Regions from separate parts of the Homo sapiens genome. Here all the other regions are linked to region 3. Evidence: chromatin loops called from intact Hi-C (ENCODE). Cell type or tissue: GM12878. All regions are shown on one strand. Region 1 overlaps AUTS2 (activator of transcription and developmental regulator AUTS2). Region 2 overlaps AUTS2 (activator of transcription and developmental regulator AUTS2). Region 3 overlaps AUTS2 (activator of transcription and developmental regulator AUTS2). Region 4 overlaps AUTS2 (activator of transcription and developmental regulator AUTS2). Region 5 overlaps AUTS2 (activator of transcription and developmental regulator AUTS2). Region 6 overlaps AUTS2 (activator of transcription and developmental regulator AUTS2).

The links. Peaks named below come from ENCODE experiments on the same cell type or tissue, not always from the same donor. Only the 100,000 strongest peaks of a DNase experiment are listed, where the experiment ranks them.
Region 1: a loop joins it to region 3, with 3 times the contacts of the local background. A loop is called at or near these places in 2 of 110 quality-filtered maps.
Region 2: it touches region 3 in a loop (2.8-fold over the local background); 8 of 110 quality-filtered maps call a loop at or near these places.
Region 4: a loop joins it to region 3, with 3 times the contacts of the local background. A loop is called at or near these places in 3 of 110 quality-filtered maps.
Region 5: a loop joins it to region 3, with 6 times the contacts of the local background. A loop is called at or near these places in 10 of 110 quality-filtered maps.
Region 6: it touches region 3 in a loop (2.2-fold over the local background); 3 of 110 quality-filtered maps call a loop at or near these places.

What each region holds. Positions count from the first base shown.
Region 1 is chr7:69,694,065-69,699,064 of GRCh38, forward strand. All of the region lies in intron 1 of AUTS2 (activator of transcription and developmental regulator AUTS2), which reads left to right. Among named protein-coding and RNA genes, the nearest start is that of AUTS2, 98 kb to the left of the region's middle. RefSeq lists an enhancer at 3,139-3,188. In GM12878, no CTCF peak of the experiment used is centred here; a DNase peak (open chromatin) is centred at 2,137; H3K4me3 peaks cover 1,249 bases; H3K27ac peaks cover 1,972 bases.
Region 2 is chr7:69,648,482-69,653,481 of GRCh38, forward strand. The region is part of intron 1 of AUTS2 (activator of transcription and developmental regulator AUTS2); the gene reads left to right. Among named protein-coding and RNA genes, the nearest start is that of AUTS2, 53 kb to the left of the region's middle. RefSeq lists an enhancer at 2,765-2,894. In GM12878, no CTCF peak of the experiment used is centred here; a DNase peak (open chromatin) is centred at 2,980; H3K27ac peaks cover 1,011 bases.
Region 3 is chr7:69,602,095-69,607,094 of GRCh38, forward strand. All of the region lies in intron 1 of AUTS2 (activator of transcription and developmental regulator AUTS2), which reads left to right. Among named protein-coding and RNA genes, the nearest start is that of AUTS2, 6.1 kb to the left of the region's middle. In GM12878, no CTCF peak of the experiment used is centred here; a DNase peak (open chromatin) is centred at 2,067; H3K4me3 peaks cover 2,676 bases; H3K27ac peaks cover 1,000 bases.
Region 4 is chr7:69,737,470-69,742,469 of GRCh38, forward strand. All of the region lies in intron 1 of AUTS2 (activator of transcription and developmental regulator AUTS2), which reads left to right. Among named protein-coding and RNA genes, the nearest start is that of AUTS2, 140 kb to the left of the region's middle. In GM12878, no CTCF peak of the experiment used is centred here; DNase peaks (open chromatin) are centred at 1,062, 1,922 and 2,652; H3K4me3 peaks cover 1,118 bases; H3K27ac peaks cover 1,806 bases.
Region 5 is chr7:69,801,544-69,806,543 of GRCh38, forward strand. All of the region lies in intron 1 of AUTS2 (activator of transcription and developmental regulator AUTS2), which reads left to right. Among named protein-coding and RNA genes, the nearest start is that of AUTS2, 210 kb to the left of the region's middle. RefSeq lists an enhancer at 2,590-2,639. In GM12878, no CTCF peak of the experiment used is centred here; DNase peaks (open chromatin) are centred at 2,798 and 3,189; H3K4me3 peaks cover 965 bases; H3K27ac peaks cover 2,745 bases.
Region 6 is chr7:70,031,938-70,036,937 of GRCh38, forward strand. The region is part of intron 2 of AUTS2 (activator of transcription and developmental regulator AUTS2); the gene reads left to right. Among named protein-coding and RNA genes, the nearest start is that of AUTS2, 440 kb to the left of the region's middle. In GM12878, no CTCF peak of the experiment used is centred here; no DNase peak of the experiment used is centred here.

The sequences.
Region 1 (5,000 bases), 92 kb after region 3:
TAGATGTCTCCTCTTAAAACATTTTTACTTGCAGTGATGGCTTCCTTAGACTCGTGTGTGATTGTTGCTGGGGCAGTTAGGTGGAACTAATAGGTGTTGCTTGTTGATTCCCTGCTACCAAGTACTAGTTTTGAAATTTGAGTATTCATTAAAAACAAATAGGGATTTCTGTGTCTCACTCCTGGAAATTCTGACTCAGTGGGGGTAAGGATTAGGAATGTTTAATTTTTGAAAGCCCTGCAGGTAATTTTTTTTCTACTTTTTAAAAATTATAATTTTTATTTTCTTTACTGTTCTTTTAAGACATCCTGTTATAGCATCTGCAGGTGATTTTGATGCCCAGCCATGTTTGGGGAAAAAAGTTTGGGTTCTGAGTGAAAATAGAAAACGTAATGACATGGAAAGGAAGTCAGGGGATAAGAAAAGCTCTATGGCCAGCCATGGTGGCTCACACCTGTAATCCCAGCACTTTGGGAGGCTGAGATGGGCAGATGGCTTGGGCTCACGAGTTTGAGACCAGCCTAGGCAACATGGCAAAACCATGTTCCTATTCAGGAACAAAGAATAGATCACAAATTAAACTCTGTGGGTTTTCATAAGTGGAAAGTTGGCTTTCGTTGTTCTGTATTTGGGTGCTTAGTGGACAGGAGTTATCTAAAAGAAGTAATTATAGTTGTAATGCGGACCCTCAAAGTTGAAAGTAGATTGAAATCCATTATTTTACAAGGTGGCCTTACTATTTATAGTTTGACTGTAGGTATGGCAGTGAGAGATAAAATTACTTTTTCTAGCTTTGCAAAACGCCAAACGTCTTTGAAATTAAGAGTAAAAGGGGTTTAAAATATGTACTGCTTTATAAAGCAGGAAAACCCCACTGGAACATTTTGGGTGTTTACAGAAATGGGTATTCCATGGGAGAGAACGTGGTAACCTATGTTTTGTCATCATTTGTTTAATCACTGAAAATATATTAACAGGCCAGGCATGGTAGCTCATGCCTGTAATCCCAGCGCTTTGGCAGGCTGAGGTGGGAGGATTGCTTGAGCCCAGGAGTTTGAGATCAGCTTGGGAAACACAGTGAGACTCCATTTCTACAAAAAAAGAAAAAAGAAAAAAAAGTCACATGTGGTGGCACACCCCTGTGGTCCCAGCTACTTTGGAGGCTAAGGTGGGAGGATAGCTCGAGCCCCAGAGATCAAGGCCGCCGTGAACTGTGATCGCACCACTGCACTCCAGGCTGAGCAACAGATCAAGACTCTTGTATAAAAAAGAAAAAAAATTTTTTTAAAAATATAAATATAGATTAACAAAGTAACAGGGAATATAATATTTTCAGGTTGGTCATATAGAGGAAATACTATATTGTGTTATTCAGCTTAATAAAATATAAAACAAAAAAATTATTAACTGTTTGAAAAATTGTAGTCAGATATTTGATTAGGGGTAGGTCCTGATTTGGATGAATTTGAATCACATTCGACTAAATATTGTGCTTTTTAATACTCACTTTAAAAACAAAATTAATTGGGCAAATGTTCATATCCATTTTAAAAAACTATCCTCTTAAAACTAGATTGATAGTAGACATTAATAGGCTTGATGTTGTTTATAATATTTTGCTATATTTTAAGAGCATGCTTTTGTATATTTTCTGTTTTAGTGAAGCATTTTAAAAATGCCCCCCTCCCACAACTGCAGGAATAAATCTAACAGATTTTGACCAAAATTACTCTAATTTTGAATTTCTTGAAACTGGGTATGGAAACTAGACATTAAAAAAAATCTTTATTTTTAAGCACGGTTTCTTGGTCAGTAGCTTCTGTATTACGGGAGAACACAAGAAGGGGCCTTCTTGACACTCAAGAAATGCTCTTTTTCCATCTACAAATAGGAAGACACCCTTTGTGGTATTTTTGTTTTGTGGGCCCTGAATGAAAACGTATTATGATCAGTTTTAAAAATTGCTGCCCCTTTAATATCTGAATATATTCGTGGCTAGTGAAGCACATGCATCTGTCAGATCATGGGTGAGAATTCACTTTTCTTTTTGCGATTTCTCCAGCCACAAGGACAAATTTAGTTTTGCAGAGCAGTTTGACACCTCTAGAAGCCTGCGGTTAGCCTCGGTGCACCTCTAGCAGCTGCATAGGCTCAAGAGGACCTCTGTTCTTCCCTTTTTGGTTTGGTTACCTTACCCCTCCTCAGGGAAAGGCCAAGAGACTCAGCACTTCCTCCCCAAGTGAGTTTCCTTAGTAACGTCAGCCTTCTCTAATGCTGGCCAAGGGTGTCTTTGCTGGGCTGTTTTCCCTCCAAAATAGACTCACTGGGGTATAGAATTTTTTTTTTACGTGAAGGGTATAGAATTATTTTCAGAATAGCAGCAGGGTAATTAGGCTCATTGTTGACATGTCATTGAAGTCTCCATGTGACAAAATTGCTCCTCCCTCTTTGAGCACTCTGAATACTCTTACCCTCTTATCTCGATCTGCTCTTTAGAAATACCAGCAGATAATCTGGGAGAAGGCCACCATAGCCATGCACAGAGTGGGGAGAATGAGGAGATCTTTGCTGAATGTCTTTTAGTTGTTTGAGTTGGAGATAAATGCAGAATGACCTCCATTTTGCCCTAAGAACCTGACCTTCTTGTCACTTTGTGTAACATTAATTTTCTAATGTGTTCTGGTCAATTTGTAAAAAGATTTTTTTTCTAGTGTCTCAGCTGTTGGTTTGACTTTTGTATTTTCATTGGTAAAATATGTATGTCTTTGCTGTGAGCAGAGAGAAACAGATTAATAAAAACCACTGAACCAGCATTGCATATGTAATTAATTAACACCACCAGGAAAGCTGGTTCATGGTTGTGTGTAAACTTATTTCCAAACATCTAAAAAACGTTTAGAGTTATCTTATTCAGTTGTCTCACTTCTAAGGGATAGGTTAGGAAGCTGTAACGTATGTGTATGCACAGAAACTGTTGGACAATGATTCTCAAACTTTACTTTTCATTAAAATCGTCTGGAGGGCTTATTAAAATGTAGATTGCTAGACCTCATCCATAGTTTCTGATTCAGTATGCCTGGGTGGGGCCTTAAAATTTGCATTTCTCATGTGGCCCCAGGCATTGCTGATGCTACTAGTCCAAGGACCTTACTCTGAGAATCAGTTTTAGGATGTAGATCTTATGTTCCTCTTTGCCAAGGGCAAATGAACTGAATTGTATAGGCTTCCTTTTCTTTTACAAGAAGCATTGCCTCTTCTAAGTAGACATCCACCAAATATTTATGTACTGTATCCATGGTGCCATGCACTGAGCTAGGTGCACTGGGGATAAATAAAATGATCTCTGCCTTGGGGAACTCACAGTTGAGAGAGGATTAAATTAAGAAACCCACCAATCGTGATTCAATATGAGAAGTGCTGTGGTGATGTCAGGGGTAGGCTTTCTAGATTTGCTATGAGGTGCAGTCTGAGCTTTTTCTCAGACTGTCTTAGCTTTATACCTACAGAAATAAGTGAAAGAAAATGAATCTTCTGCAGCTTAGGATTTTGTTAGTGCTCAGATCAGTTTCCTCTCGTCCTTGACTTTGGGCATCCCAAGCTCTGTATTCAGACACTCCTGAACTGGCATTGTGAGCTCTCCACCCCAGCTTTTGTGGAAGAGTCCTTCCTCCATTTTTAAATTACAATTTCAGACACTGTCCACTGTGGCAGCAGGATTTGTAACAAGACCAAGTTAAGTGATCTTGGCTGAACTGATTTATGAGACAGCTTCAAAAATTCATGAGGTACCATGGGAACTTTCTGTAGTGGATCAGCATGCCGCTTTTCCTTCACTTCTTCAAGTAGATCAGACATTTTGTGATAACACGGCAGTTTATAGTGGAGCCTTCTAGATTATGGCTCTGCTGATTAAGACACTAAGACAGACCTGAAGACAAAGAGAAGGGAGAACAGGATGTTACTTTTAGAAACTCCTGTTATCCTAAGCTTGAGCAGGGACTTTGGGTAAAATACATCTATGTATAACTCAATTTATACATAGAACTCTCTAGGGCAAGTTTTTCTCCAGTGGTGATCTGATATGGAGTGTCTTGGCCATTAATAATGGTCCCATAATTTTAAGCACAATAAAATGTTAGGTGTGTATATGCGAAAAATTGAGTGACATAGTAGTTGTCTCTCCTCTCTTTGTGAAAACCGGTAGACAGGAACGAAGGATGTGGCCAAAACCAGTGACAGGTTATGGTGCTTTCCCTATTTTATTGATTGCTCATTTCTAGTCTCTAACCTTATTTGCTACTTATTGATCTAGTAGAAAAGCAAATAATTTTCCCTAGATAGTATTTTGTTGAGCTGGGCTTTGATGACTTGTCTACCAAAGGGTTTTTAAAAAGTACTTACCTGCTGAGTGGCAGCCTGTCTACCATTTAATGTTATTATCTGTGAGCCTGGGGGTTCCTTCTTAGTAGGATCACTGATGTCATAGGCTGCCTCTTTATTCTGCCTACTTTCCTGCAAGATACCACACATGCCCGTGGTCTGCTTTAATGGCCTCACAGTGCACACAGCCTTAGACTTAACACAAGAAACATATGAGTGATCCCATTGGAGATAATGTGTTGCCGAGTCAATTTGGGTCAGCATCTGCCAACATGTCAAATTTTCACACTAGGTTGTATTTTGAGATTTTTATTCATGCTTTTGGGTTCAAATTTACTCACAAATAAGTTTTGAACTTTTAAGTGCTAAAACTGCTGAGTTCTTGACTATCTGCACTTGGGGAGGGGAAGGTTAAAGATAAGGGGTGGGTATGTATGGGAAGGAAACAGTAGCACAGATCATCTAACATAGGAGGTAAGATAGATTTCCCAATGTCATATATAACTTTGACTATATATTTTTTCCTATGTTTACATTCTCCTGTTTATGATTATACTCTTTTGGTTCATATTAAATTGGTGTTTATCTCCTAGGAATATATATGGCGAGGTGTGTCATAG
Region 2 (5,000 bases), 46 kb after region 3:
TTAAAGTTGGTCTTTAAAATTTTACTTTGGAGTGGGATGGGATTTTTTTTTTCTATTAGCGAATAGAAAACGTGCAAGAAAAGATGTAGTAACTTTTTTCATAGTGTAGTAGAACAGTCTTTGGCTCCTCTTCTTTTTGTGAGGTTTCTTGAGAAATCTCACCTGTACTTGGTATAATTTTCCAAATTAATTTAGATCTCTGACCCAGAGAGACTTAGAGTGATGCACAGTCATGTAGGGGGAGGATGTGTATGTGTGAAGGGACCTGTTATTGATTATACGTCTTACATTCTTGCCTTTCTTGTGGGATTTTGTGAAGATTAATATCTGCCAGATAGGTTTAAGTTTGCAAAATGCCTTGAGTTCCTTGGGGGAAACTGTTACATAAATGTAAATAAATTATGCAGCACCTGAATTTGGTTGTTCATCATTTTTTATAGTGTGTTTTAATTAAGAACTTAGTGCTATTTAAGTTGGATGGCTGGGGAGAGGGTTTAATCACTCCAAGATGGTTAAGTAAGTAGGTAGGAGCAACATTTAGGCTGGAACCCATGGAGGAATAAATGAACAAGACTGGAGACCAGTCATTTTCCATGGCATTTGCTGAGCGGAGCTGTGGATTAATGTCTCTTCTTGTACGTGTGTACATGGTGCTGTTAGAAAATCAGCCAGTTTTTCACTACACTTTGTCTCGGACCTGTAGATACCTTGGACCTCTCTGGTTTTCCTGAGTAAGCTGGAAACCCTAACAACAGCCAAAACAAAACAAAAACGGAGTTTGTCTTACAGTCTAGGTACTTGGGGAGCAAGAGGCATCCAGCAAACTGCATTGGCTTTTGGTACACTGTGTTTCTGTAGTCCAATGAGCTGGGTTCCAAACTACCTCCTTTTGCCTGTTACATACAGCTTTGTGTTCCAGTGGATGATACTGTTCCTTAACTCTTAAAGAGTGGACATACGAAACAGTTGCCAACAACCCGTGGTCCAGTTGTGCCTCCTTTGTTTGCTGCTTTGTCAGAGTCTCACTGTATGCTTTTTTTTTTGGCCTTTGGCGCTGTGAGCAGAGTCACCTCATCCTCCTTTCCGTGGCCAACTCAAAGACTTACAACCTTTCTCCCTCATTCCTATGTATCTACAGAACACTCACTAGTTGCTAACTAGTGGATACATGTGAATTATGTTTTGATGCCATAGGGCTGTCTAGTGGAGGATACAAACATTAAAAAAAAAAGCTAAATCCAGCAAATAGCTATAATTAGATGAGGGTTATAGAGAATAACCACAGACTCTTTCAGAGCATATAAGGAGGCGAATCTAACCCAGTCTCGGATTCTGGCAAATTGCTTCTGAAGAGTGACTCTCAGCAAAATCTGGAAGGATCACTGGGAAGAAATTAGCAAGGAAGGAGGAAGAAAAGAGAACAGTGCCTTCTAAGAAATATACCATGAAGTCATTTTTTTCCTATTCCTTTCTCTGCCCTTTTCCTTCCCCACACAGTCTTATGCAGCAGCACAATTTTAGCCATCCAAACTGGGCCAGTTGTTTTGTTACACTGTGGATGGTTGGAGATTGAGAGCTATGGGAATGGGTAGGAGTTAAAAACTGAATATAAATTAGGTGACAAGAGATGGCAAAATCATTTATTGGGATGATTAACTTATTAAATTGGGCTATTCCCATGCTGTTTTTCTAAAATTGTGCTCTGATGGCCATTTTGGAAGCCTGGTACTACCCACAGACTGGAGTATGTCCTAAGTAGGTTAAGAGCTTGGGAAAGATGCTTGCTGAGGGAGGGCCTTCTTTGTACTCTTTCTATCAATAAGAAATAATAAAGAGTTAAAGCATCGTTACATTTTAGATATACTTTCTCAAACTGCTGACATCAGAATTGCCAGGAGCCTGTTAAAAAGGCACTTTCTGTAGCCTTCCTATCCCAGGCCTTCTGAATTAGAATCTTAGCAGTAGGATTCCTGGCCACTGTAAAGTACTCTATTGAAGGCGTGGATTACCAGTGGGTTATTCAGAGGAGAACTTTCATCATTTTAGCCCCGTGGGTCCCTGCCTGATTTCCTGCCATCTCTCACTACCAGGACCAGCTATGTAATTTGTGAGGCCCCTTATTTAAAAAGAAATATTAGGAATTTCGAGACAGTGATGGTAGAGCATTAAACCAAGTATGGGGCCCTTTCTGGATGTAGGTCCCTCTGGGATTGCACGGGTTGCAAGCCCATGAAGATGTTCTTGTTCACCATTCCTGTTTGCCTTTTTAAAATGCTCCTGCAGTAATGAACTGCTTATTGCTCCCTGTGCATGATACTGTTTTTTGCCTTTGTCCCTTGGGTCTCACTATGTGGCATGCTGTGTTTCATCTCTTTTCTGTCACCTGGGCTTACCTCAGTTTTTGCACATACTGCGTTAGAATCCTGTGCAAGTCGCCCGTGCTATGCTGTGTGCTTTGAGGGCCCGGATCTGCTCTTCCTCATCTTTATATTCCCTGCCCTTAGCTGAGGCTCTGCCTTGGTCTTCTGTTAAGTGTGCTGAAAGGGATACTTTTTTAACCTGAATCTTTTCTTAAAACCTAATTAGGTTATAGGCCATTGGGAATGCAGATTTGGTTCAGAGTGAGGAGTTGGAGGCTGTGTTGCCCTAGTAGTGTCGTGAGGACTGCCTGGGCGTGACTGGTCTGAGACAGTGTGAGGAACGGGGTGTGAAACAAACTTATGACATCTCTGGCAAGTAGTGCATACTCTGCTGTTGACACCTTTGATAGCTGCTACCCTCTGATAACCAGTGTTTTTTTTTCTGGATCTCTCATTGAACTCTGAGTTTCTGGGAACAGCAGATTTTTCTGAGCCACAGGTTCAGATGTGTTAGCAGAACCTGAGGAAATGTTTCTTGCACCAGGAAGGTGGCCATTTTACTCCGTGGCTAATATTTGGAACTAGTCATTTCTGGATTGTTTGAACTAGCGTGTTCTGGGGAATTCCCCAAAGCTGGACGCACTTGTTAAATGAGGTTATGGCTCTGTGGGGTGAGAAATAGACCCGCCTACTATACTTAAAAGGACTGACTGTGTTTCTGCCTTCAGGTAACCAGAGGTAGTTATGAATTTGGGTGAAACCTCTTCATCTCATGATAGACTAGCAACTAGAGGTTCAGAGAAGTTACACAGAATATTCAAGGTTGATTCAGATAGTGACTGAATTGGGACTAGAATCCATGGTTTCTATTCTGTGGATTTTGAGTAAGATCACTAATCAACATGTGAAATCTTCCTTGTGTCATTCAATTAGAATTTAAGTGTCAAATGGATGGTAAAATCATTTCTTAGCTTATGTAGATCATAAAGATTAGCAAATCAAGGCAGAAAAAGACCCCCACACATATTTGTTGCCAGGTCTGCACTAATTTCTGGATAAAGGTTAGTATATATTTGGTCTACAGGGTGTGATTTGAGTGTAAGTTTTTTCTTTAGTTTTTAGATTATTGTTCAAAGTCCCCACTGACAGAATGCAGGGAGACAGCCTTGATTAGATTAGGCCAGATTAGATTAAATCGAATGGTTAAGGCCTTTGGAGCCTCCAGCTTGTAGGAGACACCATAATGGCCTTCATAGCGTCCTTAAATCCTATTAGGTAAGTTAATCTTATTGAAGATTTCAGGTCTGCATAAAGCAGTATTGCTCTTATACTCTCTATGGTGGGCTCTGCTTGTTAAGGTGAGCAGGCATTTTAACTTTCCGGGAATAAGTTGGTTTTATTGGTTTGGGGCAAGTTAATCTAAATAACTTGAAAGTAGACACCTGTGCCTGATAGAGAGGCCATTCCATGTAGCAAAATAGGCTGTCTCCTGGCTTCCCCTTTGCTTGGTGGCTGTTAGTACCTGTGACAGGGATTTTTTTTCTTTGCCCTGATTTGGGGAAAGAGAGTCAGGTGAGATGTGTAATAATAATGTACGGAGACAGTAGTATGGTTATGACACTGAGGCACTACTAGATATTGAGAATAAAGCACTTTGGAACTTAGGAGCTGGAAGCATTCTTAGCTGTCATTTTTTGAGTGTTTATAGTTTTATTATAGGTGCTAGTTGGCTCTTGCCTGTTTCTACAGGTGCAGTGACCATTTTTCTGAAGCAAAATATTCTTGTTGTCACAGGCTTTTCCTCAATTTGTGAATTTATGGACCTGCAAAGTTTTACAAACACATGAATTATGTCAAATTTTGTAATGTCTTTTGAAAAAAAGGGGGAAAAGTGTAAGAAATTTAGACCATGTAGGTCTGAAAGTATGCTTACTACATCGATAGTGGGGGCTGGAGGAACTGTGAAAAAAGTAATAGTAAATTTCCTTTTTTAGATCTTTGCCAAAGGTAGTTTTGTTAGATATAAACAACTTCAAGACCCACAAGTGACTACTACACACTGGATTGGCCTTCAGAGATACTGGGATTTTCTTTCCAAGTATCTTTAAAAATGAGGTTCGTAGTGCTTTAGCTAGGAGGCTGAGTGCCCACTATTAAGATCCTGTGAGTTAATTGGTTTGGTTCACAAACTAACTCATATTGCAGTGTATCTGGCTGTTTTGTGGCTGGGAGAAGGTTCCTGCATTGAAGGGACTGAAGTGACACTCTGACCTTGGGACTTCCAGTGCTGTTGTGGAGTGGGGACTTCCTTCTTCATGTGGGCTTGCTGGCTCTTCATTTATTGTCCCACCTGGGCTCTGCCTGTTACTCTTCTCAGGCCAAGAAGTGAGTTAGGTTCCTTATTTAACTTTTCTAATGGGGCAGCTCTGCATCTGTGTCCTGTCCCCAAAGACTAAAGAGAAATTTCAGGTGTGGGCCAGATTATGGAGCCTGAAGAACAGTTTTATGATTGATTAATGGTTTTGATTTGCTTTTAGGAAGAAAAGTGCAACTAGCCCATTGGATGAAGATAGTATCTCTCTCCAGCACTCCTGTATCAAGTGTACAGTGTTCTCTTCCTGTATAGCACTTGTATTTTCA
Region 3 (5,000 bases):
TATCTCACTTATGCAGTTCTTTTTGATGGTTTTATTTTTAACAAATAGGTATTTGACTGGGCTTGTGATATATATCTATTTATTTGGCTTTTGCGAGAAAATGTGCTCATTTTAATTTATTTTGTGCCTAAAAAACTTGTAATTTTAAAAGCAGACCAAGTTCAAAATGTACAGTTAATACCATTTCTTTCTTTGCTCTGATTATTTTTTTCTGCTACTTTTCTAGATTAAAATCCAGGATATTTTGGTTAGCTGAATACTATGTCACCTTCATATCTAAATATCATATGTCTATCTATGTGTAGGTAGAAAAGGTCTAACTTTTAAAAAAGTTTACTTAAAATTCTGTAGAAAAAATTAAACATACAGAAGTAGACAGAACACCCAACATCCAGGTTTGAGAACTACCAACTCATATCTCATCTTGTATTTTCTATATTTCATCTATTTCCTCTCCCACATATGATCTCATCCATATTTCTCACACAGAAATACTTCTGTATGAATCCCTAAACCATAATGACTCCAAAAATCCTCAGACCCCACCAAAACCCGCACAGCAGTATTATCACACTTAAATGAATGTATAACAGTTCACTAATATCAAATATCCTGTCAGTGTTTACATTTTAAGAGGCCCAACTTTTGTAGGGAAGCCGTAAATACATTTGTCAGATTAAAAACACACAATGGGAAATAGAAATCATCATATATGTCTGGTTCTTTGGCAAAAGGTAGTTTTGTTGGCTGTGTGCTATCACATTGTGTCCATGCTGGATGGTCAGAACATATGTGTTAGTGATTGTTAAATTAAAACCTCTGGTGGTCCACTCTATTCAGTCTGGAAGATTTATTGAACTATCACCAAGAAATGTGAGGGCTTATTGGGAACAGGCAACTAAACTATGAGCTTGGACAAAAATGTGTGTTGGGGGAGTGTTTGTAAAAGTTAAGAATTATTATAGATGCTAAGAGTTATCCTAAATACGTAGTATGTTTTCGGGCCTTGTGTTTAGAAATGAAATCAGTTGTCACCACATGTCATTAAGGCTGCTGCTGGTATGATATTGTGAAAAGAAACCAGAAATATTGGCTTGCACAGCTAGGTTTATAGCTTGTGCCAGTTCAGAGCAATAGCTGGCAAACAGTGGAGTAGCATACTTTGTGTGTTAATGGACACATTATTTGACTCCATGATTTTGTTCTGAGTAGCTGGTTTTGGACTTCTCTTTTAAAAAAGAGGCTCCTAACTCATTATGAAATGTGCTAATATAAATAGTTCCAGTTCAACTGATTTTACTGATACTGGAGTAAAAGTGATAACTTGCCTAATGAGAACCTGCATTTTTATCTTGATTATTTTTTGCTGTTGTTGGATTCTTTTTTGAGATGATGAAAGCTTTAGGGGTAGTTTGACAAGTCTCACATTTTATAGGCAGTGAAACTGGCTGAAACAGTTTCATATTCACAGGGACACTTCTCTTGAGTAATTGTGCCCTGAAGTTCAAGTGTATGATTATGAAGAGCCTCATGATAGAAGATAAGAGGGTAGGCGAGGAGGCTAAAGTTGAACATGGTGTTCTTTTCATTATGCAGTTGAGAAGCAGAATTAACGTTGGTATATAGTATATTGTTTGTTTGGATATTCTTCGAGTGACAGGATGAGAGCAAAAATCCCCAGATAAGATGTCTAGTTTTCTTAAAAAGTGGCTTTTAGCAAAGTATAAATGGGAATGTTGGGGTCCTACTACCATCAGTGTGTCCTGATGTGTTAGATAGTGTTGGCTTTCTGCTATTTGGGTTTTTTTTCTGTGTTGTGTCTATTAGGAAGCCACGTGAGTACCATGGCTGAAAACTTGACTTTGCAAATCCATTATTTTTCCCCTCATTCCTCTTTTGTGCACTGGGTTCTTAGGGCAGCCTCCTTTTGTACAGCTGACCAAGGGAAGCTAAGATGAAATTTGTGGAATTAGCAGAAAAGAGGCCAATTGGAGCTTTATAGGCTTATGAAAGTAAAGGAAGACTCATTTCTAGTGGTTAGAGCATCAAACCAAGACTTTGATGCGGTCTTCACTTCCTGGCTCTGTTTTCAGGGCTTCCCCCACACATCAGTAGCATAAGTGGGCTATACAGAATTTGGTGTACTTATAACATGCCATGTTAATAGGCTCTCACAATTTATTATGGTCAAATCACTTTAGTTGTTTAAAAAACAACATGAGTCACATGCCTTCTGTCAGTCTGCAGATATTTATGGAGTGCTTAATATGTACAAGGCACTAAGAATATAGAGAAACCAAACATAAATCTAGCGTTTTGAGAAAGTATGTAGTTTAGTTGATAAAGCCAGCACCTATGAAATAATTTTGAAACAGGTACTTGAATGCCTGATATCAACTAAGCGCCATAGGCTTTTAGAGACAGGCTAGTGAGATAGGCTGAAGTGTTCCAGAAGGCTTCATGGGTGGGGAATGGGACCTAGAAGGGTGAAGTGATTTGGATATATGGGGAAGGAGTTGGAGCTAGGGAGAGCATTCTAAAGGAATAATGAAGGCACAGGAACAAGATGCTACATGGTTAGGACTTGGGGGCAAGGAAAGGCTGGTGGAAATGAGTACAAAGGTGGTAAGTAAAGAGTGCTTGTTAGTGGGGCAGGAGACCTGTGGAGACCCACATGCCAGGCTTGGCCTGCCTAACTAGTGTGGCCTTTGAAAGTTAACTTTCTAAAAGCATCATTTCCTTTATCCATTAGTGGAGAGGTTTAAACTAGTTTAGAGTAAAGCTTCTCAAGCTGGAAGGGAACATAGCTTTACAGGATGTTCATAAATTGTTTTTTAGTCTGAAACAGAGTGATCTACCGCCAAATAGTTTCTGAAACTTGATGGGCTAGACAAAATTAAATGGATGCCATGTTCTGTCAGAATTAAAAGTCTATTGTGTGAATGTGAATTTTGAATATCAGAGAAGGCAATGTGTTGTGCCTAATTTCCTAAATCTATTTTGACCACAGAGCACTTTTATTCTCTGCATTGTAATCTATAATCCAGTATGGGAAATACTAGAAAGGATCCAAAAAAGTCCCTCCAGATCTTGGAATCTGGTGATCTCTGAGTCTGGGGTGAGTGGGCTGATGGTAGACGACTTGGAAAACCAGGCACAGAAGCTTGTAGTCGGTGCGTGGGAGCTGCTTCTTAAGCAGGAGTGGCAAGGGGAGTGAAAGTGAGGAAGATGTAAACAGTGAGGGAGACTAGTCCATGTCTTTTCCTGCTCCCCTTTCCTGCCTGACATCTGCCTTTTTACTGATTGTTACCAACCCCACCAGGAGGTGAATATTGGTGAGTGGTTCTCATTAATAGCTCTTTCAGTGTGATGATACTAGCCCAATTCTGATGCCACCAAGCTGCCCTTCAGCCAATGTTTTATCCTCTTTGTCCCTTCTGGTTTCATATATTGCTGCTCTTTGGCAACCTGTAAAAAAAGGTTGGTTGGGAAAGGAGGTTGACATTGATGTTAAAACAACGATTTCAAATTATCTGCCTTTGGCTTGCTGTATATGAAGTGGTAGTTCAAAAAAGGGTCAGAACCGCTCTTTTGCTGTTACATAGCCAGGAAAAGCTGTGGAACTGTGTTTCTGTTGCATTTTTCACTTTCTTTTTTGGAAAATTTGGCCATGGGACTGTAAAATAAATGGGTCAGTTCCAGCATTTGACTTCTGAAAGTATGCATAGCTTTAGGATCTGAGAAGGGATGAGAGAATTTGGAGGAAAGGAAGGGTGTGAATAGTGTGTGTGGTTATGAATTCAAGTATTTTACTGTACTTACTGAGTTTCATTATTTTACTTTATAAGGCAGAGCATCACTTGAGGAGTATTTATGTGAGATGTGGTTGAACGTTGTGATATGATGATTCCATGCAGCTTTTGTTAATTGTGGAGATTAACTACTTGCACCTTTTTTTTGGAATTAGAATGTAAATGAATCCGTGAATTTAAAAAATGAATTATGAGGTTAGGAATTGAGCCTTTGATCCTGAGAGTAGTGTTCTGTAGTTCTCACTGTTGAAAAAGGGTTAAGAAAACAGAACAGTAAACATGATTCAAGGAGTGTTGAGGGTGATAGATTCTGAGACTCTTCTACACCACAGTTTTATGTATTATCAAAGATAAATGGTGATTATTTAGTTTTAAAGAATGTTAGGATTAGAAATGAGGTCCCCAGATGGACACAACAATAGTTGAGGCTAGCTATTAGGAATAATTTAGGTCTAAGAGCTACGAGATTTGGAAGCCTTTGGACGAGAAGGTCTGTGGCATTTCGGGTGTTTGTGTATGTGTGCACGCACCTGTGTGCACGCAAAGGGTGAAGGATGGTGGGTTAGTGGCTTTACATTTTATTTTATTTTACCCCTATCCTGTATAGTAGTCATAATATACTAAATGCAGCCTAACTTTGTAAAAGTGTTTCATGCTGTTTTTTTCCTCCTCAAGAAGCAACTTTTTTTTTTCTTTCAGAATTAGGATTAAACCCAATATGCTGCAGATGTAGGATAAAGAACCTAGTAATGGGAGAGCAACTGTTAATTTTAGAAAGTTCTGAAAAGATTCAGGTAGATTTGAAAACTTAGATCATTGAAGTTTAGAAGAGCAATATGATAATGAATTTGGTAAAACTTGAGACAGGAGAAGATCAAAAATAATTAGTGAGCTGGGGCAGAACTGTTTTCTCTTATATAATCAGAACCTGTTCCATGAATGTAGACTTTTTTCCCCTCTGGGAGGTGAAGAGGACATAGAATTTAAGACTGGTGAGACCCTAAGTGTGTCTTCTTTCTTCCAAATCTGAGCTGTGTTCTCCTTCGTTTCTTCTAACACAATAGCAGAGTAATGATAGTTTCTATTATAGCTTTGCATCTGTTGGTATGCAATTAATACATACTGTGAGGTCACAAAGAATAGGCCCTTTTTATGCTATTAGTATGAGGAGGGGAGGAGTGAGTTTTC
Region 4 (5,000 bases), 140 kb after region 3:
TCCCTGCTTGGGCTAGCATTTTTGCCTAGTCCGGGTTATCTCCAGAACCTGGTCTGCTCCTCATTCCCATATCCCATTAGGAACAGTGGGCATCAGTTGCAAAAGTAGATGACAGTAACACACTCCCTAAGTCCCCAGTCTGCTCCTGGGAGGAGCAGCCTGCCTTGTTCATGGCAGTCATAGCCACAGGGGGATGTTTGAAAGACAGCCCCTTATACAGTGTCTATTGATTTTCTTCACCCTCTTGTTTTGCTCATCCATCCTGTTGTTCTAGGATGCTTATTTGTCATGCATAAAAGCCTTGTTACAGTGAACCCAAACAAGTCATTGACATTTAAAATTAAATTGCAACAGGTATTGTCAATAGCTAAACTGCTCATTGACAGTGCATTGCTAATTGCATTGAGAGAACATCCTAACTGGGTATATTCTGCCAAATCAAATCGGAAACATTGGCTGTCTACCAGCAAATTCATTTTGACTTGCACAGAGTTTGGGGATCCACAGATCCCTCACCAATCTCAAAATACTGTGTTTATGGAAACGCTAATTATTATTTTTTTTTTTGCTGAGGTTCTTTGCAGAGAAGGGGAATTCTGATCATCTTCACTGACTGCTAAGCCAGGAGTCAGAAACTGTGCCTTTGGAAGGGAGAGAACTACAGATTTGGGGTGGAGTAAAGTTCAATGCAAGGGGGTCATTTGGGGAGGTGGGCCATCAGGTTCTTTATCTGTAAATCTAAGCCATATCCTTGGATCCATTTTTTTTTTCCTTCTCTCCTTTTTCATCCCCTTCTCTCTCTTCTATAGGTACATGGGAGGGGGACAAGGGTGGAGACACTTAATTTTTATTAAGCACTGTTCGTGGTATTTTATGTGAATTAATTTGTTTACTTCCCACAATGACCCTGGGGAGCAGATATGCTATCAGGTAAAAAAACTAAGGCACAGAGAGGGTAAAACTCTTCGAAAGAGTCTTGTGGTTAGTCAGCTTCTGTGAGAGTGAGAGTGGGCTGCCCTGAGGCCATCTGTTCCCTCTCCCCAGCTGATATTTTTGTGCTCTCAGGGTAAACATTTAAGCCTGTGAGTTAAACTCAGCCTTGGACTAGCTGAGTTCCTCTGGAGGCCTTGCAAGTAGCAGTTTGGTTGGCAGGGCAATTAAGTATGCTAGGTGCACTGTGCTGAACCCCAGGAGGGAGGGAAGGAATGGAATCTAGTCTTTGCTTGCGTTATACATGCTTATTGGTTTGTGGCAGGCGTGATTGATGCCAGAATCAAAATGACTTAAAGCAGCTTCCCTTGAGAAGCACTACTCTAACGGTTTTTTTTCCTCTTTGTTGCCCTAGGTCCCTTGTGAATAGGATTTAGCTCTGATTCAGCTGCTGCTGTTCTTTTGGTAATCAGTGTGGAGGAAGGAGATGAGGGCTGCTATTAATGGCTTCTTATTTTGCATTCTCCTAATCAGATATCCTGCAGTTATTAGTGTGAATGCAAGATGTTCGGTGGTGTCCCTGGGTGGTTTTCTTAGGTGTACTGGACTGTTAGCTTTCTAAGATGGAATGTTTTATTAGGTTCTGGCCTAGGGGGTTGGTTAGATGGGTGGAGGTTGTTAAAAAGCACTAAAGAAAAGGAATAGGATATAAAACCAATCTTCAGGGGGTGGGAATAACAACCCACCACCTTCACTTCCCTCCCCTCCTGCCCTGAAAACCTTATCTTGCTAATACCCTTCAGATATTAAAAGTGAAATAACAGAGCTATTTACTAGGCAGCTAAATGCAAATTCTCTCCCCCATTAGTTTTAATTAGGATGAAATCATACATTTAAATAACCACTTCTATTACTAATAACTGAACTTCTGATTCACTCTGAACCCAGGCAAATGCCTCTTCTGGTATGAATGGCCCACCTCTGAGTCATTCCGCACCTGCATATTGACACAGCCAGGCTCCTGATGTGGGTACACACATCTGGGATTTAAGGGCATGACTGGCATGTTGAATCTTGGGTATAAAGCTTTCTGCACTATACCCTGGGGACAAACAGGATAGCTCAACTGGAGAATAAAGAGCTTGCAAGCTCAAAAGAAAACAACAACCAAAAATACCTCAACCAAATTCTGCTCTTGCTTCTATCCTACTGTTTCTTTAGGTGTTTAAAGGGCTGTAGTTTTAAAAATCTCCCACCCACCTCATCTTTTTAAGTAAATGTCACAACAGTACTATGTCAATACAGTTGAAAATAAGTATTTGAGTTGAAAGAATTGGCTCTTTGAGGCTTTAACTATCAGATTTGTGCTAATTCTTTACTGTTTCCTTGACATAGTATATGCAGTCTGTGCTAAGAGAGTATGGATGTTGTCGTCGGTGTATAGAATGGTGGCTGTTGTAAACTTCTGTATGTTGGGGAAGGATTGAACCTGCTGTCTGGAGAATTAGAAACCAGCAGCTTGACTTAAATCCCTCAGTGTCACAACCAGCTAATGAAGGAGAGGACTGCTAAACTCCCAGTGGTCTTTGTGGCTACGAGGACTTACTCAAGTTTGAGACTATCTTTAGTGGGCCAATGACGTAGGAACACAATCAGCAGAGGACATGTAGTTTACAGCAGCCTGTAATGTGCCAGAGACATGACTAGCTGCCTCTTTGGCCCTGGGGAAGTGTGTCTGGCCCTGCTTGCATCCTCTGTGAGTGGGAATTGTGCCAGACACCAGCTAGACATGACCAGCTGCTTCTTCGATGTTCTGTGGACATGATTGGCTGTAGCTTTTGATCAGGACAGTGTTCCTAATGAAGTGTGACCAGCGTCATTTAGACAGGAAAGAATGACAGCTGATGTGCAAGAATTTTTCTTGATTGGCAGCATTTGGAACTAGTAACCAGAGAAGGTAGGTGGGGGGAGGAGAAGCCAGCTCTGATTGACAAGAGCTTATCTTTATTTAATCTACTTCTGAGGCACTGAAGTTGAAATCTTAGGCAAGTGAAAGAAAGGAAGACACAATTGTGAAACATAATTAAAGATTCTTGACAAAAACATACTTAAATCAGAAATGTCTTTTTTTTTTCTTTTTTGAGATGGAGGTTTGCTCTTGTTGCCCAGGCTGGAGTGCAATGGTGTGATCTTGGCTCACTGCAACCTCCACCTCCCGGGTTCAAGGAATTCTCCTGCCTCAGCCTCCCAAGGAGCTGGGATTACAGGCGCCTGCCACCATGCCTGGCTAATTTTTTTGTATTTTTAATAGAGACGGACTTTCACCATGTTAGGCTGGTCTCAAACCCCTGACCTTAGGTAATCTGCCCGCCTCGGCCTCCCAAGGTGCTGGGATTATAGGCATGAGCCACTGCGCCCGGCCAGAAATGTCTTTCAATAGGAGAGCAATGCAGAGTTTAGGTGTGAGGTTATCACTGCTCCTTCGGCTATGAGAAAGAGCTTTTGCCCAGGGATTGTTAATTTTTAGGCAAAATTTAAAGTGGCGATGGGCTTGGATAGTTCTAGCAATAAAAAAAGTTCTGCTTCTAGTTACCATCTTGTTGACTTTCCAACCTACTTGGAAAGATTTCCTTTGGAGAGGCCAAAAACAAGTGCTGTGTATGGAGTGTGGCCTGTGGTGGTAATTTCTCATCAACTCTTGATCCACTGAGGATTTAAATCTTAAGTCTTCATGTGCTTTGAGAAAAGATGACAAGCGGAAATAGTATGTTTGTTTCCTAAGGACACACATGTGATTTCTGAGAGCTGATTGTATGCAATGTGGTGGTATTCTTTTGCAAATAGGCTTGGGAACTTGGCATCCTGGATTCGAATCTGGGCACCACCATTTTCCAGCTCATTCCTTCTTATTCAACTCCACCCCACCTCGAACCCCGATTTGGTTTTAAAGATTCACATACTATTGTTTTAGTAATTACCCTTGAAATAAAGTCACATATACTTTTAAGTCTAAAGTTAATCCAGGACAGGTGCGGTGGCTCACACCCATAATCCCAGTACTTTGGGAGGCCAAGTTGGGCGGATTGCTTGAGCCCAGGAGTTCGAGACCAGCCTGGGCAATGTGGCGAAACCCTGCCTCTACTAAAAATAAAAAAATTAGCTGGGTGTGGTGGCATGCACCTGTATTCCTAGCTACTTGGGAGGCTGAGGCAGGAGGATGGATTGAGCCTGGAAGGCAGAGGTTGCAGTGAGCCATGATGGCACCACTGTACTCCAGCCTGAGCAGCAGAGCAAAACCCTGTCTTAAAAAAAAAAAAAAATCCATAGCCTAACCACCTTGGATAATACAAGTGACTACCCTATATCTGATCATACTGCCACCCCAACCTAAATCCAGTATTTGTTTTGCCTTTTTTTTTTTTGAGACAGGGCCTCCCTCTGTCACTCAGGTTGAAGTTCAGTGGTGCGATATTGGCTCACTGCAGCCTCAACTTCACAGGCTTAAGTGATCCTCCCCACTTAGCCTCCTAAGTATTAGGCATGAAGCACCACGCTTGGCTAATTTAAAAAATTTCTATTTTTGTAGAGACAGGGTCTCCCTATGTTGCCCAGGCTGGTGTTGAATTCCTGGGCTAAAGTGATCCTTTCCACCTCAGCCTCTGAAAGTGCTGGGATTATAGGCATAAGCCACTGGTGCCCAGCCTATTTTACCTTTTTTTTTTTTTTTTTTTGAGGGGGGAGGGCAGATGGTCTTTTAGATTTACCTATGTATTTGACAATTTGTTTGTTCATATTTCTTTCTTGTGTCTCAGACCTTCCTTCAGGTTTGACTTTTCTTTAGAATTTCCTTGAGCGAGTGCCTATTGGTAGTAAATGCTCTTTTTTGTTTATCATAGATGTCTTTCTTTTGCCCTTCATCTCAAAAGGTAGTTAGCTGGATACACAGTTCTAGGGGGAAAGATTTTCTTCTCTTTGAGTCTTGTAGGTTTGTTGTGAAGATTACCTGGGTTCATATCTAAAGCCCTTAGCACTATGCTTGGCATGTTTGCTCTGTAAATAACAGTGGCTGT
Region 5 (5,000 bases), 200 kb after region 3:
ATATATACATAAATATGTTTGTGTATGTATAATAAAAGACATTACTCTCCATTGAAGTGTTTACTACATTATGTACTATCTTAAAACAAAACTTCCCACAGGTGTCAGTACAAACATGCATTTGTTCATTTATTCATTCATTCAACAGTTTTGTTGATTGTTTGATATATGTCAGGCACTTTTCTAGGTGCTCAAGACACAACAGTGAACAAAACAGACAACAATCTCTCTGACTCAATGGAACATGCATTTTAGTGGAAGGGAATGTCAATAAAGAAACGTCTAATATCTAGAGTATTAGAAACTGGTAAGTGCTAGGAAGGAGGAAAGGGGGCCAGGAAATGATGTGATGTGTGCTGTTGTGGTGGTGGGGCATGCAATTTTAGATTCAGTGGCCAGGAAAGGAGTCACTGAGAAGGCAACTCTTGAGTAATTACCTAAAAGGGGGTGAGGAAGTAAGCCAGGTGGGTATTTGGGAGAAGTGAGGTAGGACAGTGTGCATAGCTCTTTGGAATGTGCTCCTCATCCCTCATGTTTATTACGTTGGCCAGACCAGCAGGTTGGGCTTTCAGTGGCCTGTTTGATCAGAATCTGCAAATGTTTCCTGTCTTTGGATAGTTTCCCTGACTAAATCTTAGCCTGAAGACGTATGTTAAGGGGAGAGCGTATGTTTCTTCTTGCCAACTTAGTTTTATGGAAAAGGCCCTAAGGAAAAAGCCTGTCTTTTCCTTTTCATGGGTCAGAATTTGTGTTTTGTTATTTTCTAAGCTCTAGTTTGTGGTGGAACCACCTCTCTCAGATCTTGTTTTTCCTTCAGGGCACAGTGTATTTCTCACTTAAGTAGTTTATGCAGTCTTATCACAGTGTCCCCTGCATGGGGACCTGATAACTTACTCTGATTGATAACGGAAGGGCTTTTCTGTCTACTTCTGTCTCCTTGATGGCTTCCTTATCTGTTGTCCTGTAACACTAACTGTGAACTCATTTCATTAGGTAATGAAATGTTATCTTCTGTAATTGCTTATTTGTGCAGCAGTCTTGTCTCTGCAACTGGAGAGGAACTTTAGGTTCTTTCTGAACCTTAGAGTACTGGCTCATAGTGCCTGTGCTATAACCATCATTGATTGCTGTTGGTCAAAGCACCTGACTTTTTGGGGTAAGTAAACCAACATCTTGCTTTTCAGTGTTTTGTTTTTCTGGATTACCCATCTATGCTTTGGGTTTAATGCTCCTTAGGACTTGGCCTTAGTATGCTGCTGGAGAGCCCAAGGGAACAGTATATTAGTAAGGGATGAATTCTTTGTGAATTCTTAAATCTTCCATTGCGAAGATCTTTGTACAGAATACTGGTTCTGTTTATATTGACAGTTCTTCAGAGAATTGTGTGTTGACTGTTCATGGCAGAAACACCATAAGTTAATTGCTGTTTCAAATTTCATTGACACTTTCCCCCTCATTTGGAGGTCATTTCCTCAAAAATGTCGTTGTCCACATGACAGTTTGTGTATGCTTAATAAAAGAGAATGACAAACCCAAGTTCAGCTGTTGTTACTGGACTGGGTGGTTTTTAGCTCCTCCCACAATGGGCAATAATCAGTTTGGGGTCTCAGCAGAATTATAAATACCTGCATTTCATAGTCTTCCTGAAGGAATTGCTTTACTTGGAATACTGTAGTTCAGACTGCTGATGTACCGTGCACTCCTTTCTCTTTGATGATCAGCTCTGAAGTGCACCAATTGGAGAGAACTCTTGAATAAATGCTGTCACTTGTCACATGTGGTCACTTTCTGGGGACTGTGCATGTGCCAGTGGGGGCCATCTAGAAGCCACCGATGCCCACTAATATAACAAAACTCACTGGGTTTGCTTCTCTATAATGATGTTGGATTGCTTTGCTGGAAATCCTTACCATCTTGGTTTCTCTCCTCTGTTTCCTGTAAACACCAAATAAAAGTCCTTGCATACAAATGTTACCATCTTTGGAAAAAAAAAAAGTCCTTGTAGTTGTTAACAGTTACAGAAAATATAACCTGAAGACTTGGAGTCAAAAAACAAATCCCTGCCTTCCCATACAGTCAGTACCAGCTATAAGCTAATTAAACTCAACTGTTCCCACCTGTTCCCGGGGAGGCCTCTAACAGTGGCACATGCTTTTCTCTTTGGGACTTAACATTTTTCAGAACTCTTTAAATTTCATTTTCTAGGCCAGGCATGGTGGCTTTTGCCTGTAATCCCAGCACTTTGGGAGGCCAAGGCAGGAGGATTGCTTGATTCTATGAGTTTCAGACCAGCCTGGGCAACATGACAAGACACTGTCTCTACAAAATAAACAAACAAATTAGCCAGGCGTGGTTCCAGGCACCTGTGGTTCCAGCTACTCAGGAGGCTGAGGTGGGAGGATCATTTGAGCCTGTGTGGTTGCGGCTGCAGTGATCATTGTTTGCACCACAGCACTCTAGCCTGGGTGACAGAGTGAGACTCTTGTCTCAAAGAAAATTTTTTTTCATTTTCCATTGACACCATACTAAACAACGTGTATTTCCAGAATCAACCTTTATTTCCCTAAGAAAATGTAGATTGTGATGTCCCTGGTGAGCAATAAGTTAATATTGGCTGATAGTATTTGAGCAGCAGTGACAGATAGGAGGAAGACAGGAGGGAAGAGATGGGAGTGTTGCTGGGGGAGTGGGTGTGAAACCATAACACACATATATGGTCACGTACACATCTGTAGTTTACTCAAATGGCATTTTCACAAAGCACAGTAGTGTTGCAGGTATCCCCCAGTGGGCACACAGAGCTTTCAGTCCTCACTGTGTGAAACTTCTCATACCTTTGATGTTGAATTTAAGTTCATTAGTGGCTCCTATAGCATGTCAGAGGTTTACCTCACTTGGTTCCTGACTCAACTCTGAAATGCTGAGTTTAGGGTGGATTTGAAGTGTCACCTTCGTCTCTACTTTCTAAGAGTCAGTAAAGAGCTGCCATGATAGTTAATCCTATAGTGCCTCCAATGAAGACTTAAATATACTTACTAGCCCAGACTTTGCTTTATCATTCTCCTGATCTATTAGTTTTATTCCTGTTGACAGCCAAAATGTAGGATCATGAACCCCACAGTTACATGGATGGTGACAGACCTGAGTTGTTGTCGAGAATCGTGCTGAGTTTTGTTATCACATTTCTTGTCTCGATTTGTAGCATCTCTGGATTTTACTTCTTTACCAGAATAGTGGTTATCAAAGTGTGGTCTTCGAAGCAGCAATATCATCATCATCTGGGAACTTGTTTGCAATGCAGATTTCCAAGGCTCTACCATGACTTCCTGAATCAGAAACCTTTGAGGAGGAAGCCAGCAATCTGTGTCTTAACAAGCCCTCCTGTGATTATACCCAACTTTAAGAATCACTACACAGACAGACGTTGCTTTCCTTTTAGTCTCTTGAGCTTGTAACAGTTGATATTTTAACTTTTATATGAGAGAGGACAGTTATATCTTCCTTTAAACTCTTATTTGGTGCAGTTGATTGTCAGATGCAGAGTGCTGATGTGAGGATGGACTGTGAATATGATCCACTGTGGCAGTGTTTATAGTCTCAGCCCAATGCCTTGTTGACTTAAGTAGCAGCCTTGATAACAGGAGATAAATCTGCAAAGATACTGTGAGGTTACATGGCAAGGCTTTTAAAATACACCAACATTACATTTGTGGCAAGTGCTTTGCTCAATGTTGGCATTTTTGAAGTCACCCTTTACCTCTGCCCCCTGCCCAGAAATTTCCTTGTGAGAAATGTTTTTACGTTAGACAAACTGCCATGGGGGAGGATAGTCAGAAAGAGGAGACAAATAATACGCAGAGGCAGACTTTTTTTTACATTTGTTGCTCAGAAGAAAAAAATTCCAATGAAGAATGAAAGAGGCTTCATATCCTGAATAAAGTAAATGATCTGGGTAGGATGGTACAGGAATAGAATGTGACTATAAAAAAGAACCAAATTGTGCAGACAAGAAAATATGAAGGAAAAAAGAATAGGAAAAAGACAGGGAAAATGCAAATTCTTATGGAATATTTTTGCAAATCTGTGTACAGAAGGAACCAAGCAACGCAGATCAGTTCTTCTGAGGCTGGGAGTTCTAAAAATTATGCAGTATCAAGGAAGGCTTTCTTCCTGAGTCAAGTGTAGGAAGCAGAACCAACCTTTATTTCTCTATGAAGATGTATATTGTGATGTCCCCAGTGAGCAATAAGTTAATATTGGATGATAGTATTTAGGCAGCAGTGACAGAAAGTTTTCTTTCTCCTGACTGAATCTCACACCAAGGTCCCTTTTTATTTTTAATTGTTTAGTTTAATTTTTGTTTTTTGTTTTTTGAGACAGGGTCTTACTCTGTTGCCCAGGCTGGAGTGCAGTGGCGCGTTCATAGCTCAACTACATCCTCAAACTCCTAGGCTCACACGATTCCCCCACCTCAGCCTCCTGAGTAGCTGGGACTATAGGCACGTGACACCACACCTGGCTAATTTTGTAACTTTTGATAGAGACACACACGGTCTTGGTCTTGCTATGTTGCCCAGGCTGGTCTCAAGCGGTCTTCCTACCTCCACCTCCCAAAGTGGGATTACAGATGGGAGCCACCATGCCCAGCCAAGGCTTTTTTTTTTTTTTTTTTTTTTTTTTTTTTTAAACCAGCGTCACAACCACAGAAGAAAGACAAGAGGAAGATATGAAGACAAAACTCAATTTTTTTTACTTAGTGTGTCTAGGTAAAGGTTTAGTAGGAGATAATGTAGAAATGAAATATGATAATAGCTTATTTGTGTTGAGTGCTTTGATGTATGAGGCATTATTCTAAGGGCGTTATACTTGTTGAACTGTCTACTTCTTACAGAGTCTGATGAGCTACACTCTGTTTGTGTATTTGTTTTTGGTGGCTTTTTTGAGACAGAGGCTCACTCCACTGTCCAGGCTGGAGTGCAGCGGTGCCATCACGGCTTACT
Region 6 (5,000 bases), 430 kb after region 3:
AACTGTAGAATGAAAGCTGCTACTTTTGGTATATTTCTTGAGATCATCTTATGAAGTGAAGCACATTTTCCCACAGAAACAGTATAGTAGTCGGGGTTAACGTTTCTGACTAAAGTCTTGGCACCAACTAAGTTCTTCTCATAGTGGGTCATAAAAGCAAAAAGGCAAAAATTATAAACCTTTCTAAATCATTTAAAAACTTAAATTATGATCCAGGTCCTTAAAAAAAGGACATAAATGTACTGTACAATTGAATTTTATGAGGTGCCCCAATGTACTATAAAGTATACATAGAGCATATAAAATTCTAACTCCGCTGTATCATAAATTTGACCTCACTGAAATGAATAGGCTCACTGTATGGCAAGCATTAATGAAACGTTTAATTAACATTCCCTTCACTTGCATTTTTAGAATTTTAAAGGGCTTCCTGGGGACTATTTCAATGGCTGAGGTTTTTGCAAAACAAAAGAACAAAACCTTCTCATAAAAACTGATCTCTTTTGCTCAATAACTCCTCCAATAGAGACATTTAATTTAATTAGACTGATGAACCTGAATTTGAATTTTATACCCAAACCTATGATCATCCTTAAAAAAAATAAAACAAAAAATATGGTATTGAGACAGTTAAGCACTTGATGACTTCATGAAGGCTTCCTGTGGACCCTTTAAGCCACTGTGTATACACATATCATTTATGTCCTTGCAGTTTTCCCAAGCTAAAAGCCACAGGGATATGAGTACTTTGTGAGGGACAGTGGTGCAGTGTTAGAATGGATGAGCTGTAGGGCTGTGGGCTTCAGACCCTTTCATAGCTCCCTGTAAGGTATCCTCCTCCTCTAACCTTCCCTGTAATTATGCTATGTTGGTTTACTTTATTGCCTGGTCACTCCAGGAGAAGTCCCCAGGGAGTCATACTTGAATGAACAGATAGAGGCAGAGTAAAAAAAAAAAAAGACATTATGCTAAGTGAAAGAAAAGTCATTCACAAATGACTGCATATGGTGTGACTATATTTGTATTAAATATCCAGAATAGGCAAATCTGTAGAGATGGAAAGTTGGAAAGTAGATTAGTAGTTGTCTAGGGGTGAAACATGAGAGGGATAGGGAGTAACTGCTGATAGGTACAGAGTTTCTTTCTGGGGTGGTAAAAATATAAAATTAGATTGTGGTAATAGTTGCACAACTATCTGAATATAATAAAAACCATTGAGTTGTGTATTTTAAATGGTTGAGTTGTATGTATGCAAATTACATCTTAATAAAGCTATTATTTTTTTAAAAAGGTATTAAGTTTCCTCAAGTTAAATGAAATGACCAAAAGGGGAAAGGTTTTAAGCAGTGAGCACTCCTTGTAATGTATGTGTATAGTGAGTATGCATATGTTTGTAAAAGTATAATGTGTGTGATCCAACTATGAGCCATATGGTGCTAGTCATGATGTGTATACATGAATTCTAGAAAAAGAGGAAGAACCTTTAAGTGAGAGAATGCCATGCATTGGGAAGCAGTGTGGGGCAAGATCTGTGTGGCTCTAGGGTGGCAAATTTAGTTTGAGCTTGTGAATCCTTGCAGAGATTGGCAAATATCAGATACTCCTTGGCAGAGAAAGCAGTAGAGTCAAAATTGAGAAGATTTAAGGAAGCAGAGACTAATAAGGAGAGAATGTTGAAACCTGTTATTTGTAGTTAGAAGTGTAGATGTATACAAAATAGAAAAAAACAAAAAGAATCTTCTGCATTATATCAGGAGGAACTTATTGGTGTTTTAGGACCATTAAGATGGAGAACACAGCTCACTCATATGTGGGAGCTACAAAGTTGAGCTCATAGAAGTAGAATATAACTGTGGTTATTCAAAGTTGGGAGACGTGGAGGGGCGGGGAGGATAGGGAGAATTGGTAAGGGATACAAAATTGCAGCTAGATAGGAGGAATAAGTTCTGTTGGTCTGTAGCATATTAGGGTGAACACCGTTAATCTTTTATTGTATATTTTTTAAAAGCTAGAAGAGAGGATTTTGAATATTCCCAGCATAAGGAAATGATAAATGTTAGAGGTGATGGGTATGCTAATTATCCTGATTTGATCATTATACATTATGTACATGTATCAGAATATCATGCCATAGCCCATAAATATGGTTGCTACATGTCAACTAAAAAGAAAATTTTTAAAAGATGGAAGACAAAAGTAAAAGATAAATGTAGATATTCTTTTAACTGTTTGGTGCTTACCTGGTGTCCTCTGAAAAATCAGAGTCGTGGGAGATGAATAACATTTCCAGAGAGCACTAGATGAGGAGTTAGAAAAGCTGGTTTATCATTCCTACTCTGTCTCTTCCCATGTTACATTAAATAAGTAACTCTGTGATGCTTTCTTCCTCCCTTGAGTTGTCCTTCTTACCCTGAGAGGATGGCACAAGGATCAAATGAGCTGACATATACCTATTGCATTGCACCTACTAGAATGTAACAAATGTTTGTCAGACTGAGGGAGGAAGGAAGGAAGGAAGGAAGGAGTAGAGTGATATCACATGCAAGGAATTGGATTTACTGACTTATTCCTCTGGCCAAGTGTGTCAACATTATGATTGCAATAAGAACTTTTGCATTAATACTATTTATACTTATGGGTATTATTGCTGCATTTGGTAATTCTACGGTAAATTTGGAGGTGCTTCTAGTATCACTGTCTTGTTCTACCAATAGTCTTGTATTTATTGACAGTTTGGTGGTTGTTACAAATGACAGGATTGCAAATAGAAATCAAGCTCCAAAGATGGATGGATTAGCTTCCTTGTTATGACCGTGTTAAGGTTACCACTCAGAACAAACATTGGTAGTTGAGCACGTCTTGAGTGTGAGTGTCATACTCAGAACAATTCTAATTTTTTAAAAATTACTTTTTTAGAGGCTGTCTCACTCTATCATCAGGCTGGAGTGCAGTGGCATAATTACAGCTCAGTACAGCCTGGAATTTTTGGGCCCAAGCGATCCTCTCACCTTAGCTTTCCATGTAGCTGGGACTATAGTCACGTGCCATTACGCCTGGCTCAATTCTACTTTTGATGAAGTTTTTGACATATTGACATTGGGTTTGACATGTCATTCCAATATAATATGATACTGTAGCATTCAACAATTCTCTTCCCAGAGGAGACTATAGAAAACAGAACATTTGCATTTCCCATTTTGTACTTTATGCCACCCACTAAAGAATTCCAAAGTCATGCAGAATGCCTTTGATGATGTGAGCTGCATGTGAATTTCTTATTGCTTGACTTTTAAATCCCCTTTGTTATCTAGGTCCATTACTTATAAGCTGTGTCACATTAGGCAAGTGACATGCCTCTCTAAGTTTCCACTTCCTAATCTGGAAAGGGGGGAAATAATGAGATTGGCCCTGTGGCATCAGGATTAGGCAAAGTACTTGGCATAACACCAGTCTCACAGAATGCAGTTTTTCTTGAGCTGTTGGGTCAGTGATGCCTGAAAGAGGAGGAGTGGAGGTTCTGAGGCATTGCTGTTTTTATCACGTTTGATTTGTTTTCTTTTTGTCTAGACTTGCCATATTATAGCTTCATCAGGATTTTAAAGACGATTGTGAATTATATTTTCAAAAGTTGTATGGACTCTTGTACTTTAGTATAAGCAGCACAAAATTAGGCTTAAGAAACTTAGATTTTAATGTTAGCTATGAGACCTTAGGTCACTGGTGCGTGTTCCTCTCATGAAATAAGAGAATGGAACCAGCTGGTTCTTTATTCTTCCCGGTTCCAAGATGATGTGGTCATAGAGTCTTCATTGCATAATTTCTTGTTCCTCCTCATTTCTTCTTACCACACTCTTGTCTTTAATCTCTGACACCTTTCTACCCATCTCCTTCAATGCTCCTTCTATTCATCCTTTCATACGTCCTAAAAATTGTTATGTCAACTATGAGGCAAGCAGTATATTAGGAGCTAGATATGTAATGTTGAAAAATATAGACATGGTTCCTGCAGTAACAGAATTTACAGTTTAATGGAAGAAGTACAGATAACACAAGTAATACTTACAAAATGTGGTAAGTGCTATGAAAGAGCAGGACAGACTGCTTTGAATGGGGGAAGGGGGGATCCCTGGCAGTTTAAATGACTTTTCTCAAAGCAGGCTGCCAAAAGGTAGCGGCGCCGGCCAGAGGTGGTTTGAGAGGCAAAGCAGCACCACAGACAGGGGTCCAAGGCAAGAAAACGCTGAGCTGCTCTCAGGTGCTGGAAAGCCAGTGTGGCTTGAAGCGTGCTAAGAGTGAGACTGGAAATGCATGCCAAGTTTGAGGCCGAGTTCAGGATTTTGTATTCCATGATAAGTGTAATGGGAAATCTATGAGAACTTTTAAGTAACAACAATATGGGAATCATACTTGACTTGGCTAGAACAATTAAAAGCTGATCTCTTTTAGAAAGTACAGTTTTGTTTTACATTAATCTTAACACAGAATAGTGTATTACACCTAAAGTGAATACTCTTTTAGGCTGGGTAGGGGCTGTCCCGTGGTTTAATATTGTTTCTATCATAGGAGAAGCCTTGGTTTCCTAGTTTCCCACCTTGTTTCTCCTCTCTCTGCCCCACTGGGATTCTAGCTGCTTCTTCACTGCATTTGCTCACCTCTTCTTCTCCACAGTCCTTTGGTCCTTGAAATGCTGTAAGAGCAGAAATAACAGCTATCCAGAGACCTTCAGATAGCAGATGTGCCTTGGGCCTGTGGGTCTGTGGCTCTGGAGGGCTAGGAATTACAGAAGAGTTAAAAGAGAAGGCCTCTGCCAGCAGGAATTCCGAAGACACCAAAACTGATGTCACTGGCTGTGCAGGCACTGAGCTAATTCTTTTGCCAATCAGTTAAATCACCTACCAAGAGTGTTCATTGTAAGTAACACTTTCTTGCCATTTGGTGGGGATGTAGAGGGACAAAGGATGCAAAAGGCAACAGGTTCTTTCCTTGTAAAACTGTAATCT